Regions from separate parts of the Homo sapiens genome. Here region 1 is linked to region 2. Evidence: chromatin loops called from intact Hi-C (ENCODE). Cell type or tissue: heart right ventricle. All regions are shown on one strand. Each heading gives the region's core, and the rest is flanking DNA. Links, peaks and the distances in the headings are about the cores only.

Region 1 (2,902 bases), core at 150-2,649, 110 kb after region 2:
TGGGATTACAGGCACGAGCCACCACATATGTGGCCGGTATCCACTTTTAAAAAGTAGAAAGTATCGGCCGGGCGTGATGGCTCATACCTGTAATCCCAGCACTTTGGGAGGCCGAGGCAAGCAGAGGTCAGGAGTTCGAGACCAGCCTGACCAAAATGGTAAAACCCGTCTCTACTAAAAATACAAAAATTAGCCAGGCGTGGTGGGTGCATGCCTATAATCCCAGCTACTTAGGAGGCTGAGGCAGGAGAATCACTTGAACCCGGTAGGTGGAAGTTGCAGTGAAGCCGAGATTACATCATTGCACTCCAGCCTGGGCAATAAGAGTAAACCTCCATCTCAACAAACAGAAAAAAAGAGAGAGAAGCTCTTAATTCTAATGAAGGCCAGTTCATCAAGTTTGGTCTTTGAGGTTTAACATTTCTGGGGTCCTATTTAAGAAATCCTCGTCTACCGTAAGGTCATGCTGACAGAGGAAGGGAAGGGATATTTGCAAATCCAGCGGGGACTGTGGCTTGCCTTCACCTCCCTGTGATTTACAACTGCTGAGGATGTCTCAGTCACAAAGAAATGGCAAGGAAGGAAGATCTAGCCAGGAGGTAGGGGCCTCAGCCTACTTGATGGTAACAACTGAGACTCCCCGCACTGGGCCCTCACCACCACACAGGGACTACAGTGGTCCTGCTGGCCAGCTGACAGATGACAGGGAAGTGGAAGAGTTCAGGTCACAAGGCCAAGGCCACAGTGGAACTCACTGCCATGCATCCCACACTCTGAACATGGACTGTGAAGCCACGGTGCCACCTGCCTCACGGGTAACCTCCCTGTGGCTCCACCTCCTCCTCCACAGGCTGGAACATCGAACCATCACTCACAGGCAGGAAGTGCCAGCCGCTCAGCTGGTGAAACCAAGGTGCCCCATCTCTCCCCAGGTTTACTGAGCAGCTGCTTAGCACGTGAAAGGTATCGCACTAGGAGCATCACACAGATGAGGTCCTCAGATGCTCCCATCAAAATGTGAAGCAGAGGCTCCTTTCCCTGAACAGAAATGAGAAAACTGAGTCATGGGCTGGGCATGGTGGCCCATGCCTGTAATCCCAGCACTTTGGGAGGCCGAGGCGGGCGGGTCACTTGAGGTGAGAAGTTCAACACCAGCCTGGCCGACTTGGTGAAACCCCGTATCTACTTAAAAAACAAAAAGTAGCTGGGTATGGTGGTGCATGCCTGTAATGCCAGCTACTCGGGAGGCTGGGGCAGGAGAATTGATTGAACCCGAGAGGCAGAGGCTGCAGTGAGCCGAGATCACACCACTGCACTCCAGCCTGGGCAACAGAGCAAGAGTTCATCTCAAAAAAAACAAAAACAAAACAAAAAAAAACTCGAGTCCGTAACGCAGCCTCCCCCCAGCACAAACCGCAGGTAACACTCCTGCCCCGCAATGCTCAGGAACAACAGACTGGCTTCCCCTCTTGGGCGCGCATCAGGTAGAAGCAGCTGGCTGGAGAGCAGCAAACCCCTAGGTGCGATCCAGGACCTGCTGTCAGCCATGACACGCCCACCCTGGCAAGCAATGCACACAGATTTGGCCGGCTGCCAAGAATTTTGTTCTTGTTATTTGTTTATTTATTTGTTTTGGAGACAGAGTCTCGCTCTGTCACCCAGGCTTAGCGCAGTGGTGCGACCTTGGCTCACTGCAACCTCCGCCTCCTAGGTTCAAGCGATTCTCCTGCCTCAGCCTCCCGAGTAGCTGGGACTACAGGCGCACACTGCCGAACCTGGCTAATTTTTTTGTATTTTAGTAGAGACAGGGTTTTTGCCATGTTGCCCAGGCTGGTCTCAAACTCCTGAGCTCAGGCAATCCGCCTGCCTCGGCCTCCCAAAGTGCTAGGATTACAGATGAGAGGCACCACGCCCGGCCCAATTTTTTTTTTTTTTTTGAGACAGGGTCTCGCTCTGTCTCCCAGGCTGGAATGCAGTGGCGCCATCACAGCTCACAGCCTTGAACTTCTGGGCTCAAGTGATCCTCCCATCTCAACTTCCCGAGTAGCTGGGACTACAGGCTCATGCCACTATGCCCAGCTAATTTTTGTATTTCTTTATAGAAATGAGGTCTCGCCGTGTTGCCCAGGCTGGTCTCAAACACCTGGGCTCAAGTGATCCGCCCACCTCAACCTCCGAAAGTGCTAGGACTACAGGCATGAGCCACCGCACCTAGCCCAAGCCACAGTGCCTGACCCACAAACATCTCTTATCCCTCCTTGCTCCCACAGCCATAAGCATGGTGTTGTTCTCAGCCCTCAACCTCCTCCTGGCCAGCTCACCCTCCCTGAAGGGCTGGGGTGAGGCCAGCCCTGTAGAAGCTGGATGGGGTGTGGGGCTGGGTGCACCTTGCTCCGGCGAGATGTCTACACGGGAAGGCCAAACGAGCACGGCCAGGAAAGGTGTCTAAGGACAAGGAACACCTCTCTCTCTACCCCTTCTTACCCCATCGCCAATCATCCCTGCCCTTCTATACAGGAAACGAAGGATTTGGCATTTTCAGCAAAGTCCTGGGGTGGCCAAAGGTCGTCCCTAAGGTGTCTTACACGGTGCCGCTTAGAGTCCTGCAATGGGGCCCTCAATGATAAGTCACTAGCAGGGGAAATTCACGCAGCAATGAAATCCATTGCAGACCAGGAGGCCACACCTACTCAGGTGGAAAAAGCAAAGGATGAGGGGATTCAGGGGCCAAAAGGGCAAGAATAGTTAGTACAGCGTGTGGAAGCCAAATCCAGATGTGTGCGGCCCTTGGATCGGGTGCTGCCGGGGCCTCCACAAGGAGAAAACAGAGCCTGGGAATCCAGGCCAGCAGCCAGAAGGAATGACCGGAAGTGAAACTACTCTGGCACAAGAATCTAAAAGC
Region 2 (2,902 bases), core at 90-2,589:
GGAATTACAGGTGTGAGCCACTGTACTGGCCCAATATCACTGGGTTTGATTTCCCTTAAAAAAAAATTTAAGGCTGGGTGCGGTGGCTCACGCCTGTAATGCCAGCATTTTGGGAGGCCGAGACGGGTGGATCACGAGGTCAGGAGATCGAGACCATCCTGGCTAACAAGGTGAAACCCCATCTCTACTAAAAAAATACAAAAAAATTAGCCGGGCGTGGTGGTGGGCGCCTGTAGTCTCAGTTACTCATGAGGCAGAGGCAGGAGAATGGCATGAACCCAGGAGGCGGAGCTTGCAGTGAACCAAGATCGCGCCTTTGCACTCCAGCCTGGGCGACAGAGTGAAACCCTGTCTCAAAAAAAAAAAAAAAAAAAAAAAAAATTTAAGATGGCCAGTCACAGTGGCTCATGCCCTATAATCCCAGCACTTCAGAAGGCCAAGGCAGGTGGATCACCTGAAGTCAAGAGTTTGAGACCAGCCTGGCCAACATGGCAAAACCCGGTTTCTACTAAAACTACAAAAATTAGCCAGGCATGGTAGCAGGCGCCTGTAGTCCCAGCTACTTGGGAGGCTGAGTCAGGAGAATCACTTGAACCTGGGAGATAGAGGTTACAGTGGGCCGAGATCACGCCACTACACTTCAGCCTGGGTGACAGAGGGACACTCCCTCTGAAAAAAAAGAAAAAAAAAATGCGCCGGGCGTGGTGGCTCACAGCTGTCTCACACCTGTAATCCCAGCACTTTGGGAGGCAGAGGTGGGCGGATCACCTGAGGTCAGGAGTTGGTGACCAGCCTGGCTAACAAGGTGAAACCCCGTTTCTACTAAAAAAAAAAAAATACAAAAAATTAGCCAGGCGTGGTGGCGCATGCCTGCAATTCCAGCTACTAGGGAGGCTGAGGCAGGAGAATCGCTTGAACCTGGGAGGCAGAGGTTGCAGTGAGCCGAGATCGCACCATTGCACTCCAGCCTGGGCAAGAAGACCGAAACTGTCTCAAAAACAAAAACAAAAAATTATAAGACGTAGGCTCAGTGTGTGTCATGAGTCCACATCTGGTTACCCAGAAAGAGTTACCAGGAGAGGGACTCCCTTCCCGGAAGGCACTTGGCTTACATAGTTCCCAGAGCTAGAGGTCAGGGCAGGTCTGGAAAAGAGCCACAAAAACTCTGAAAAGCACATTCCTCGGGTGCCAAGGCCTGGCCAAGGTTTCCAGAACAGCGTTCCCCAGGCCCCTGACCTGCCTGCCATGCACGGACACGGCCATACATGGCTCTGAGGACTGAGTCATGCTGATAAATTTTTCTGTTTCTTGGTTTCCATTTGTGCTCCTGTAACTAGCTCACAGGGCTCTTGTAAGGATTAAGTTAAAATATATAAAGCGACTAGAGGCCAGGCGAGGTGGCTCATGCCTGTAATCCCCAGCACTTTGGGAGGCAGAGGTGGGAGGATCACTTGAGCCCAGGAGTTGGAAACCAGCCTGGGCCACATAGTGAGACCCTGTCTCTACAAAAAAAAAAAAAACAATTAGCCAGGCGTGGTGGCTCACACCTGTGGTCCCAGCTACTCAGGAGGCTGAGGTAGGAGGATTGCTTGAGCCAAGGAGGTTGAGGCTGCAATGAGCTACGGTCGCGCCACTGCACTCCAGCCCAATCAACAGAGCCAGGCTGTCTCTCAATTAAAAAAAAAAAAGTGATTAGAGCCACACTCGGTGCATAATAAATACCATATATGGGTTTGCTTTTCTCTGTGGCTGCTTTTGTGTTGCAACTGCATTTTTTTTTTTTTATCTCTTCAGGGAAGACCTGCCAGTTCCTGCTGTTTTTTTTTTTTTGTTTTTTTGTTTTTTGTTTTTTGTTTTTTGACGGAGTCTAGCTCTGTCACCCAGGCTGGAGTGCAGTGGCGCGATCTCGGCTCACTGCAACCTCCGTCTCCCGGGTTCAAACAATTCTCCTGCCTCAGCCTCCCAAGTAGCTGGGACTACAGTCACGTGCACGTGCCACCACGCCTGGCTAATTTTTTGTATTTTTTTTTTTTTTTTTTGAGACGGAGTCTCTGTCTGTTGCCCAGGCTGGAGTGCAGTGGCGCAGTCTCGGCTCACTGCAAGCTGCGCCTCCCGAGTTCACACCACTCTCCTGCCTCAGCCTCCTGAGTAGCTGGGACTACAGGCGCCCGCCACCACACCTGGCTAATTTTTTTTTGTATGTTTAGTAGAGATGGGGTTTTACCGTGTTAGCCAGGACGGTCTCGATCTCCTGACCTCGTGATCCGCCCGCCTCAGCCTCCCAAAGTGCTGGGATTACAGGCACGAGCCACCACGCCCAGCCTAATTTTTTGTATTTTTAGTAGAGACGGGGTTTCACTTTGTTAGCCAGGATGGTCTGGATCTCCTGACCTTGTGATCCACCCGCCTCAGCCTCCCAACGTGCTGGGATTACAGACATGAGCCAACACGCCCGGCCTGTGCCTGCCTTCTTTCTATTAGGGAGTCAGTAAGTAATCCTGCTGTGGAACCCACTTTATTGGAAAGTTCCTGAACTCCCAAAGTTATCTAATACAACTCAGGGTGGGCATTTTCCTCGCTGTAATAGCCCACCTGCCCCCGTCCTCCCATTTTCTACCTCTCTAATTCACCAGGAGGCTCAGTCCGGAATAGGTCTCTGCCCCAACGAGCCTGGCCTTTGGCAGAGGTGAGCCATTGCAGCTGTGGTCTGGCCTTAAGCCCATCAATCCACAGAGAAACCATCAGTAACAGCAGAGACCTCGGTGCCTGCCAGTGGGTGGAATCAGGAACCTGCCTTGGCTCAGCTGGCATCAGTTATCTTCACAAAATGCCCAAAGCCGTGTGCTGACAGACCTCATGGCTTGCTGAAATACAGCAATACTAAAATTCCACAGTGCAATTC

The links. A loop is a pair of places that touch in the nucleus more often than their neighbours do. Peaks named below come from ENCODE experiments on the same cell type or tissue, not always from the same donor. Only the 100,000 strongest peaks of a DNase experiment are listed, where the experiment ranks them.
Region 1: it touches region 2 in a loop (1.8-fold over the local background); 11 of 110 quality-filtered maps call a loop at or near these places.

The regions. Positions count from the first base shown.
Region 1 is chr19:10,975,789-10,978,690 of GRCh38, reverse strand. The region is part of intron 1 of SMARCA4 (SWI/SNF related BAF chromatin remodeling complex subunit ATPase 4); the gene reads right to left. Among named protein-coding and RNA genes, the nearest start is that of SMARCA4, 16 kb to the right of the region's middle. RefSeq lists an enhancer at 853-1,545. In heart right ventricle, for the core only: no CTCF peak of the experiment used is centred there; DNase peaks (open chromatin) are centred at 1,590 and 2,430; H3K4me3 peaks cover 520 bases; H3K27ac peaks cover 996 bases.
Region 2 is chr19:11,083,911-11,086,812 of GRCh38, reverse strand. No RefSeq gene overlaps it. Among named protein-coding and RNA genes, the nearest start is that of LDLR, 4.1 kb to the left of the region's middle. In heart right ventricle, for the core only: a CTCF peak has its summit at 1,151; a DNase peak (open chromatin) is centred at 1,173; H3K27ac peaks cover 2,111 bases.